Regions from separate parts of the Homo sapiens genome. Here region 2 is linked to region 1. Evidence: chromatin loops called from intact Hi-C (ENCODE). Cell type or tissue: IMR-90. All regions are shown on one strand. Links, peaks and the distances in the headings refer to the core of each region. The heading gives the core; the rest is flanking DNA. Region 1 holds the start of LOC124901619 (a long non-coding RNA gene). Region 2 holds the start of HECW1-IT1 (HECW1 intronic transcript 1).

Region 1 (5,376 bases), core at 173-5,172:
CCGTGTCAGCTCTTAACCACTTTTGTCTTGTTCGATTGGTGGTTAACAGTGTATTTAACAACAACTGTCTTTTATTGACTTTAATTAGTTTTTCCACATTCTACATCTACTGTTAAACTACACTGCAAGACTACTTTCCCCCAGTAACCATTTAGGTGTTTTATAATAAATGACTTAGCCCCCAAGGATCTTTTATAGTCTGGCCAACTGCTAGTTATATTTACCTATAGATGGAGAGTGTAACTATCCATGATGAAGGTTACAAAATGCGTGGGTATGACTATGGGAACTCATAACCAATGATCAAATGACATCTGTACATTGGTGAAGGGAGTTTTTAATGAGAGGCTGGGATCAATGGGCCCAGAGGTAGCTGTGAAAGCCTCTGCATGGCTTGGGCCATGGTATAAGCCAGGGTGTTCCCAACTTAAATGTCTGCATGAATTACCTGGAAATCTTATTAAAGTGCAGATATTGATTCAGCATTTCTGGAGTGGGCTCTGGAGTTTACTTTTTGGAGCTCCCAGGTGATGCTAAAGCTGCCAGTTCTTGGGTGTAAGTACACATGGCCCTAAGACAGCTATGAAGAGATCCACTCTCAGCAGAAGAACCACAAGCCCTGGGAGTGAGCATCAGACAACTCCTCACTGACACGGATACTGACTGGGGGCAGAAACCTGGGAAGGATGCTCAGAGGTGAGCTACTGAAAGACCCACGTAGCAGGGGAAGGCATTGCCCAGAGAAAAACCTATTATCTATCATGGAGTAAGGAAGGGTGATGAGTGTAAGTGAAACACTTATATGCTGAGTAGAGGGCTCGCAGGTGTATGGTTCTGATAGTGATGCACATTTGGAAATATTCTGTGTGTTAAGGGAGTGAATTCTAGACCAACATTGGTTGAATCAGCAGAAACAGGAGGAGGATACTGCTGGATGCTGAGATTCTTACAAGTCAAGCCAAGGACCCCGTGGAATGTACCCCCCCAGAGCACTGGGTCCAGCTTGGATGAATGACACTGCCTCTTGCGATTGCTGAATTTCTACACCTACCTGTCAGGTAATAGCATTCTACTCTGAACAGCCACATGGAAATAAATAAACAGTAACTGGAGCAAAATAACATGCGCTTCAGCTAATTCCATTTGGGGAAGAAAGAGTCTGAGAAGGACTTTGTGGGTGGAATTGTATAAGGGAGAAAAGAGGAAATAACCAGAGCATCGGCTGGGTTTTAATTAGGCAGGAGTGTAATGAACCCGTAACTCCAAAAGCATCTTAGCTATTTAGACCTGTGAATATAATAAGTAGAAAGAAACTAGATTTTGTGGCCAGGCATGGTGGCTCACGCCTGTAATCTCAGCACTTTGGGAGGCCAAGGTGGGCGGATCACCTGAGGTCAGGAGTTCGAGACCAGCCTGGCCAACATGGTGAAACCCCATCTCTATTAAAAATACAAAAATTAGCTGGGTGTGTTGGCAGGCACTGGTAATCCCAGCTACTCAGGAGGCTGAGGCTGAGGCTGGAGAATTGCTTGAACCTGGGAGGCGGAAGTTGCAGTGAGCCAAGGCCGCGCTATCGCACTCCAGTCTGGGTGATAGAGTGAGACTCCATCTCAAAAAAATAAAAGAAAAAAAGAAAGAAACTAGATTTTGTGCATCCACATTCAGTCCCCTGTCCCACTAGGCTAGGCAAAAGGAATCTGGGATTGCAGAAGGACAGGGCTCATTCTTCGACAGACAGCTTCTGTGACTTGGCCTGGGACTCTGATAGCTTGGCACCTTCACCACCCCTTGCAGCCCTCAAGGAGAGGCAAACCTCAATAAAATGACTGGGAGAGAAAGCCAGAGGAGGAAGCATCCACAGGGCCCATCCAGTAAGGGGGGTGGGGTCCCTGACACCAGAAGCATTGCTGCCCTGGGAGAAGTAACGAATGATTGTAGGGCCAGCAACAAAATAGGCTAAAACACAGCTGCCTTCAGAGGAGGTGAGCTAAGTAGGAGTTGTGAGGATCTGAAGGTCATATGCCCTCCGGCCTAACAGGGCCCTCCTCACTCAGCTCTGTGGCTAAGCAGAGGGTGGGCCCAGGACTGTAGGAGCTTTTGATTTTTTTCAAGAGAAGCTAAGATTCTGAATTTTTACATAAAATTGCCTGTTTTTATTTAAAAAATCATTAATAAAATCAAACCTAAAAAATCAAAAAGCACCGGCAGCCAAATAAAATAAACTTGCAAGGGAGCATGAGTTGGTGACCTCTGGGCTATTTTTTTACGCAAGTTCAGAGAGACAGCATGGGTTTTTAGATTGTACCCAGAGGCGGAAGTACAAGGCAGGGCAGGTACACACAGGACGTTCCTGGCGCTCTCTTCTCCACCTTCCTTCCCCTGTCCTCTCTTCTTAGCACTTCCTAGGGCTTTACATTGTGTTCTACACTTGTGTGGGTTCTTCATTTTCTGACACTCCTTCTCACAGCTAGAATAAAACCTCCAGGAGGCCAGAGACCTGTTTGCTAACAGCTGTATCTCTCATTTTTTGACTATATCTGGTACACAGTAGGCGCTCAATAAATAGTGGCCCAGTTGAAAAGGAATGACTGGTCCATGCTCCCATCTACAACATCCAAGCCAGGCTGAGTTGGTGTCACAGACCCCTCATTTCAGGGTCTGTCATCGAATTCAGAGTAGTTCATGAGGCTGCTGTGGACCAGAGTGACCCAGCATAATCCCTATCCAGAATTTTAAGACAAATACAATGCTACCAAATCCAGTTTTATTTTGTATTTCTGTGTGTGTGTGTATGTGTGTGTGCGCGTGTGTGTGTGTGTGTTTTGGTTAAAAAAAATCTGCAAGAGAGGAAGAAAAATACACATCCATCCGTGGCGTATATTCAGCTGTGATCATGAAAATACTGAGTTATTGTCTGAAATCGTGTAAAGCAAGAACCTGCATTAAGAAAGCATAGCTAAGCAAACAGGCCCGGGACCCATATCTGCTGACATACCGTGCTATCCTGAGACTGCCGCAGAACATTTGCAAAGCCGTGTTCTCTAAGAATTCTGCACAGTGCAAACAGGCATGAGGGGAAAAAATACTACTAGGGAACTTCTAGTTCTTGCTGAAAAGGAAAATTTTGAGCTCTAAATCTAGCACTACCAAGCAAGAGAGGCATCTGTGGCTGCATATAAAGCTGGTACTCCTTTGCTTGAACAAAATCCCTCAGTATACAGTACTTAAAATAAACAAAGCTCAAAACAGTCAGCTACACACGCATGTTTTTTGGCCACATGCTGCCTGAAGAAAATAGCTATGCAGTGTGCATGCCCTAGTTTAAACCAAGCCTGAATACCGCACAGTCTCATTCCTCTCCCGGTCTCCTTTTCTAGACAGAAATACATTTCCCTTTAATGTACAAGTGAGAAAAAAATATGTTTAAAAGACAGTCCAGGCCCTTGATAAAAGCACTTACTTTGAAAGAACAGGACAGACTACGTATTCAAAACAAGAGCGCCTTCTTAAAGTGCAGGCTCAGAAGTTGTTCAATGGCCAGGACCTTCATTTGTGCTGGCAGCTCTGGTCCTGCTGGGCATGGTTAAGGGCGAGGCTCGCAGCCCGCACGGCGTGGTCCTTCAGGGGTGCTGCGTCAGGCTGACGCTCCGGAACAGTTACTGGGACAGGCTGTGAGCGACTCACCAGGACAGTTTTATTTCTGTGCTGAGCTTGCTGCTTCCTGCTGGGAAAATGTTAGTGGCGGAGTCACACCCAGGTACCGGGCCGCAGCCAAGGCTCCGCAGATGACCCGAGTTCTGATGGAGGTGGGGACGGGCGGCGCCCGGCACCTAGGGGGCAGAGGGCGAGCAATCCCGGAAGAAGACTCACGCTAGGCGATTGGTCTCCTCACGGGAGCTCCTCGACCCTGCCAAGGGCATGACTCAGCTCACCCAGGGCAGTGCTGGACCACACTATTTATCCCCTAAGGTCCAGGAAAGCCGAGTTCAGGCAATGACTGGCGAAGAGCTAGAGGGGAGGCAGGGAGGCCCCTAAGTCACTGGGGTCTAGAGGTTGTGGCCTCACATGCACACAGATTCAGCCCCTTTCTCTTTGGTAGCTGTTGCAATAGAGTGGCCTAGGACTCCGACCCTGAAAACTATGAGGAGGGGGAGGGGAAACAGGAGGAGAACGGGGAGATGGGGGAAGAGGGACAGGAGAAGGAGGAGGAAAAGGAGGAGGAGGAGGAGGAGGAGGAGGAGGAAAAGGAGGAGGAGGAGGAGGAGGAGGGAGAGTAAAGCAGCCGGCCTTACAATGGAGGTTCCAAATCAATAAGTGTAGAGAATTAATGATGTCCTGATTTTCTGTTGGTGTCAGGATGACAAACTGCAGAGTTAGAAGAGAGGCTTCTCATGACTTTGTCAATTTATATCTGCACAACATTATAACCAAAAGCAAGCCGGAGATTAGTGGAAGTTTAGGGAAGCTGGCTGTGGTTCTACACCTCTGTCTCCTGATACGTTCTAGACCCAGGATGTGTCTAGATGAAGGATGTGGTGGGGCGGGGTATGGTGTAGGGAACCTCAGGATCGTTTTCAGTTTGGAAGATTTAAGCAAGAACATAAAAGTTCTGGAGCCACAGATTTTCTTTATTGTGTAGAGTATGGGGTGAAGGAGACTGATGTAACAATGCCCATTCTGTGTCAGGAGAGGGGTGTTGCTGTCAGGAGCCCTGGGGCTCCACCTCAGCCCTGCGATCTCTGGGTGATCTCTGATGACACACAACCTCTCTGGGCTCCTCTCTCTTTCTTCTTCTTTCTCTCCTCTCCTCACCTCTCCTCCTCTCCTTTGTCTTTCTCTTCCCTCCCTCTCTCCATTGTTTTCCCTCCCTCCCTCCCTTCCTTCCTTCCTCTCTCCCTCCCTCCCTTCTTGCTTGCTTTCTTCTTTCTCTCTTTCTTTCCTTCCTTCCTTCTTCCTTCCTTCTTTCCTTTCTCTTTTTCTTTCCTTCCCTCCTTTTTTCTCTCTCTTTTTTCCTCTTTCCCTTCCTCCCTCCTTCCTTCCTTCCTCTCTCCCTCCCTTTCTTGCTTGCTTTCTTCTTTCTTTCCTTCCTTCCTTCTTCCTTCCTTCTTACCTTTCTCTCTCTTTCTTTTCTTTCCTTCCCTCCTTCTTTTCTTTTTTTCTCTCTCTTTTTTCCTCTCTTTCCCTTCCTCCCTCCCTCCTTCCTTCCTTTCTTCCTTCCTTCTTCCCTCCCTCCCTCTCCCCTTCCTTCCTCCCTCCCTCCCTCCCTCTCCCCTTCCTTCCTCTCTCTCTCTCTTTCTTTCCTTCCATAGCATCTTGCTCTGTTGCCTAGGCTGGAGTGCAATGGCACGATTATAGCCCACTGCAGCCTCTAACTCC
Region 2 (5,376 bases), core at 304-5,303, 130 kb after region 1:
GAGTGAAGAATAAGCAAATAATGATACTCATTCCAGGAGAATTCTGTAGGGAGATAAATCATATCCTATTAGGAAACTGAGTGATGGACTCTGCTAGGAGGTAAGGTTTAAGTTAGATCTTAAAAATGGTTACATTTACAGAGGGATGGGGAGTCTAAGAGCAGAAAATAGCATCATTTATTATACATATAGTGATATATAAAATATCACTATATGTATAATATAGTGATTTTACATATCACTATATGTTTACATATCACTGTATGTTTACACAACTACGGAAAAGCACAGAGCATGTTGGGAGAAATGGGAAAATGATTTGCTTGGCTGCCACAGAGGGTCAAAAGAGTGCATGGGGATATGAGCTGGCCAAGGCCTACAGCCCGACGATGCCAGCCTAGGGAATTGTGCGTACTTTGGCCACTCCTGAGAGCTTTGAACACAGGACTGACAGGCTCACATTCAAGATGACAAAGTCAGTGTGGCCCAGAGGAAGCAAAGAACAGTTTTTATCAAGTCCTGGCAGCAACAATAACAACAACTAAGTGATTCAACTCAACAATAATTGAGTTGCCGGGTCTACTTGCTGGGTGCTGAGGAAGCAAAGACAAGCTCAAGCTAGCCACTCTCTTTAACTGTTAGAGAACACCAGCCAGGAGAAAAACACGGAAGTTCAGGACCAACAAAATGTCCAGGCAGGAAGGAAGAACCCCAGCCACCTCCTTGTAGGGGAGGGAAAAATAGTGCATGGAAAAGGGAAGATATATGCTCAGAGGATCCTGAGACCTGAAAATATCATCTAAACTCTAATCCAGCAGCTTTTAGGGGGGTTTTATCTGCCCAGGCGTGGTGGCTCACACCTGTAATCCCAGCACTTTGGGATTACAGATCACTCAGATTTGCAGATCACTCGAGGCCAGGAGTTCCAGACCAGCCTGGCCAACATGGTGAAAACCCATCTCTGCACAAAATACAAAAATCAGCCGGGTGTGGTGGTGTGCACCTGTAGTCCCAGCTACTCAGGAGGCTGAGGCAGAAAAATCACTTGAGCCTGGGAGGCGGAGGTTGTAGTGAGCCAAGATCATGCCACTGCACTCAAGCCTCGGTTACAGAGTGAAACCCTGTCTCAAAAAATAAAACAAATAAATAAATAAATAGAGGGGATTTATCCAATATAATGTGGACATAGAGAAAGTTCTGAGGTTGGATTTCAGTTAAGGAAAGCACCTGTTACATCATTCGGTCAGTCAGCAAACATTCAGTGTGGTGTCTAATATGTTCCAGACACTTTTCCAGGCACTGGGTAAACAAATAGGTTCCTGCTCTAATGGAGATTACAAGTTAGAAGGGGAGACAGAGAATAGCACATAAGCAGAAACTATGTAACAAATTGCGTGGTGCTAAGTGGTATGAAGAAAAAGCAAGCAAACAAGCAGATGGAAGAGAGCACATTGTGTGTGGTCAGAATAAGCCTTTCTGAGGGTGTGATATCTGATAAAGGGGGTCAGGATGCAGGTGGCTGGGGGACCGTCCCTCCAGGTCAAGGGAACAGTATTTGTACCTGGCACGTTCTAGGAAGAGCAAGGACAACTGGGGACTCGGAGAGTGGCAAGGCAAGCCCTGTAGGCAAAGTAAGGAGTTTGGGTTTCATCCTGAACAGGGCTATGGTCAAAGAAGTAACACAATGTCCACTCCAGGAGGACAAGGACTTGTGACTGTTTTGCACTGTGATCCTGCTACATCCCAGCACCTAAACCAATGCCTGGCACACAGCAGATGTCTAGGCAGTATTTGTTGAATGAATGAATGAATGAGAAGACTTCCACTTTTAAAGGCTCGTTTGGGCTGCTGTATAGGGAACAGACTGCAGATGGGCAAGGACTACAGAAAACCAGTTAGGAAAGCTTACTAGCGCTTAGACGGGGATGGCTGTGCTGGATGGAGAGGGAGAGAGAAGGGACAGAGATTTATTGAAAGCTGGATCTGGGTGAGAAAAAAGTCAGAGGGACTCACAGGTATTTGACCTGAACAACTGAAAGGACAGAGTTGTCCCTGAGAGAGATGGAGGACACCAGAAGAGAAGCACGTTTAGGGAGCAAAAATCGGGGGTTGTATTTTGCACATGTTAATTTTAAGCTAACGTGCCATTCAAAGGGAGATGCTGGGCGGTTGCATTTTCAAGTCTGGAGTTCTGGGAATGAGTCAGGGCTGACGAAATAAACTTGGAATCATGAGCATGAAGACAGTGTTGAGAGAAGGAATTTAAGTAAGAAGGGAAGAAGTCTGAGAGCCAAGGCCTGGGGAATCCCCGTACCCGCATTTAAAGGTCAAAATTCAGTTGAGATCAATCGGGATAAAAACTCAGGGGCCATCCAAAGAGCCTGAGAGAGAAGAGCCAGAGAGGCTGCGGGAACACCAGGAGAATCTGGTGTCCTGGAAGAAGCCAGGTGCTTAAGAAAAGAGTGGTCCCCCACAGCCCCATGGGAAATGCTGCTCAGATCAGCAAAGCTGTGCCCTTGTACTTCACCAGGTAGAGATCATTGGTGACCCTAATGACAACAGGGAGGGGAGTGACAGGAACGAGTGACTGATACCTGATCGAGGTGCTCTCAAGACAGGCAAAAGGTGAGAGGTGGCAGAAACACAAAAGTAGCTTCAAATAAGATGGTGATCTTCTGGTCTCAGGCTGCATGGTGGGTGTGTGTCATATTTTGCTTCATATATTTCATATATGTTCAATGTGCTGTTTGTCAAAATCAAATATGTCACAATAAAATATGTCTTTAGAGGCTGAGATGGAGGGAGTGAAGAAGGCCAGTGGGACAACCTTTTTGAAGCATATTCTTTAAAAAGAAACAGAAAATCCATCATGGGGGATGTGGAGTCAGGGAGCGGTTTTATAAATGTCATACATCACAGTACCATTTGTATGCCAATTATTTCCTTATCATCATCCTCTTTATATGCAGGTCCTATGCCCGGTCATGTAGAGGGGACACCAAGGACAATGCTGGGGGTAGGCAGGGGGAAATAAAGCTGGCAACAATCCTCAAAACGATTTTTTTTTCCAATTTCAAAAAGCTCATTTCTACAAAAATAATTTATATTCAAAATAGAGGGAAAACGTCATTAAGTAGTTTTAAGTTTTGATGGCACAAGGAATTATGAATAACGGTAAAGAAAAAAAGAAGTCCTTTTGAGGATAAAAACTTACTGACTGCGTCCTGTGGTTTCTTCAGCTCATCTGTGTGTTACAGGAAAGAGGATGAGGAATCACTTGCTGATTGATTTCATCAGCTCTGGTACTGACGGCACTGATGGCAAGGTCTTATATGTTTAATTTTATTCTCCCCATCTTTTCCCCCCTTAACCTAGATCTCTGAATTTTAACAATGTGTAGGGCTGAGATTTATGTTTCTCCAACTGCTCTGACTTGAACCCCCAAAGCAAAAGCAAAAGCAGGGAACATCCATGCACGTTAAATGGATGTCAATTTCAGGACAAAATGATTGAATTACAATCCCTGGCCATGGATGTGAATTTTGATCTTTTTTTTTTCTTTCACACACATGATATTTCCCTGACATCTGTGCAATACAAATATATCTAGAAAGTGTGAAATGGAAAATCTGCTTCACTAAATATATAAAAGGGACCCCGAATGAAGTCTCCATGATGGCATTTGTCATCATGGGCACAGATGGCGTCCTTTCCCAACTCTTCCCCCGCCCCCCTGGTACCGGCTTAAGTTCCATCCACCAAATTCTCCCTGCATATCACATGCATAGATGCCTGATAACACCAGGAGAGCCTGTCTGTATGCCACATCCTTATTTTTCAGGCCTCCATATGCATCAAGCTTCAGACCAATAAATCAGGAAAAGTATCAGTTCTGAACAAATAATGCAAACAGTGTATACCACTTGTTGCTATGGGAATCCAGATGACCTAGGAGCTTAGTGATCTTTGTCATATGTTGCCAGTAAGTAATTGCATTATTATCATTCTCCTTTCAGTGCCCATGTCACAGAACAGTACAACTACTTACCAATACCCACACATCCAAACACTGTGGGATGGGATACATAAAATTGCTAATATGCTGCTTTGCTTCCTAAAATATTTAAAGAGGCTTTAAGACACCTAAATGCATGGCATTGAGGTTCCAAATGGTGGTCAGAAAGTCTGTGAGAAAAAGACGTAAACGATAAACAATATCGTTAAAAGATTCGACCTGCTTCTATATCTCATTGTGTCTTAACTTGGAAAAGCAATGGTAATGAATAAACCTCAGAAAGTAGAAAAGATTGAGCTGAGTAAGGAGGTTGTGAAGCTCTGACTCCTGCCTTTGGTGGGGCGGGTGGGGGGTGGCAGTGTACTACTGGCATATGGCTTATGTATGTGGGGGATGTTATAGGAAGTTGAGTGGAGCTAAAGAAGTGGAAAAAAAGAGCAAAATGAGGAACCAGAGAGAAACTGAAAGGGGAATTTGTTGGATGAATTGCAGGGAACACTTTGACCATAAGAGTTATTCAGCTGTGAAACATACTCAGTGGTGAGAATAAAAATGCTTGGAACCTTGGCTATTAAACCCCCAAATTCTAAACACTTTGTACATTTTGGAGATTGCATACTTTTTCCACCACTGCATTCCTCACTGGGAACAAGAAATGCCACAAATCTTTCCCCTTAATATAGTAAATTTAGTTTTACAAATAAGAAAGGATTATAGAAATGTATAAAGAATAGTTTTAACAGAAGGCTCAAAGTAGTTATCAGATAACCACAGGCTGCACCATGTAGCCTTAATTATTTCTTCTCTACATATTGCCAAATTAAATTATTTCTAATCTTTTTCTCCTTTCAACTTGCTCAACTGAATAAACCAACAAAAATAATCACAGAATGGTGATGTTAGAAGTGACCTTTGGGATTACTTGATTCAACTTTCTACTCTTAAAGAAGAAGAAACTAACCCTCAAAGAGGAAAAGTGACCTGAAGAAAACCCCACAGAGCATTTCATACTGTTTTCTCTAAAAGTCCGTGAACATCAAATGTGCCAACGGCTGTTTTACAGAGAGGACATGTGGGTATTGCAACTTCCTGGTTTCCTAATGTAGCTTGTCCTGTTTTTTAGGATGGAAAAGGAAGCAGGTAAATGGGAGAGAAGCAGGTGTCTTGATGTCTGTAAGTCACACCTGTTAGTCTAGAAACCTGCCATTGGGAGACTCAGTCAAGCTTGGCTGGCCCAGGAAGGATGGTTGTCTCTGGTCTAACTGTAGGTCATTTCAGAAGCACTTACAGTGGTTCAATGTTGCTTGAGCAAATAATGAGTAGACATTCCCTAGACGTGTCCATCATCCTAGCAAGCTCTG

What was found. Peaks named below come from ENCODE experiments on the same cell type or tissue, not always from the same donor. Only the 100,000 strongest peaks of a DNase experiment are listed, where the experiment ranks them.
Region 2: it touches region 1 in a loop (2.7-fold over the local background); 4 of 110 quality-filtered maps call a loop at or near these places.

The regions. Positions count from the first base shown.
Region 1 is chr7:43,247,564-43,252,939 of GRCh38, reverse strand. All of the region lies in intron 3 of HECW1 (HECT, C2 and WW domain containing E3 ubiquitin protein ligase 1), which reads right to left. LOC124901619 (a long non-coding RNA gene) reads left to right here and starts at 3,642. Exons shown (of 2, transcript XR_007060295.1): 1 at 3,642-3,757. In IMR-90, for the core only: no CTCF peak of the experiment used is centred there; DNase peaks (open chromatin) are centred at 3,279, 3,669 and 3,909; H3K4me3 peaks cover 948 bases; H3K27ac peaks cover 1,545 bases.
Region 2 is chr7:43,116,414-43,121,789 of GRCh38, reverse strand. All of the region lies in intron 2 of HECW1 (HECT, C2 and WW domain containing E3 ubiquitin protein ligase 1), which reads right to left. HECW1-IT1 (HECW1 intronic transcript 1) reads right to left here and starts at 3,894. Exons shown (of 7, transcript NR_135295.1): 1 at 3,215-3,894; 2 at 2,595-2,843. RefSeq lists an enhancer at 2,308-3,507. In IMR-90, for the core only: no CTCF peak of the experiment used is centred there; a DNase peak (open chromatin) is centred at 2,209; H3K27ac peaks cover 496 bases; H3K27me3 peaks cover 140 bases.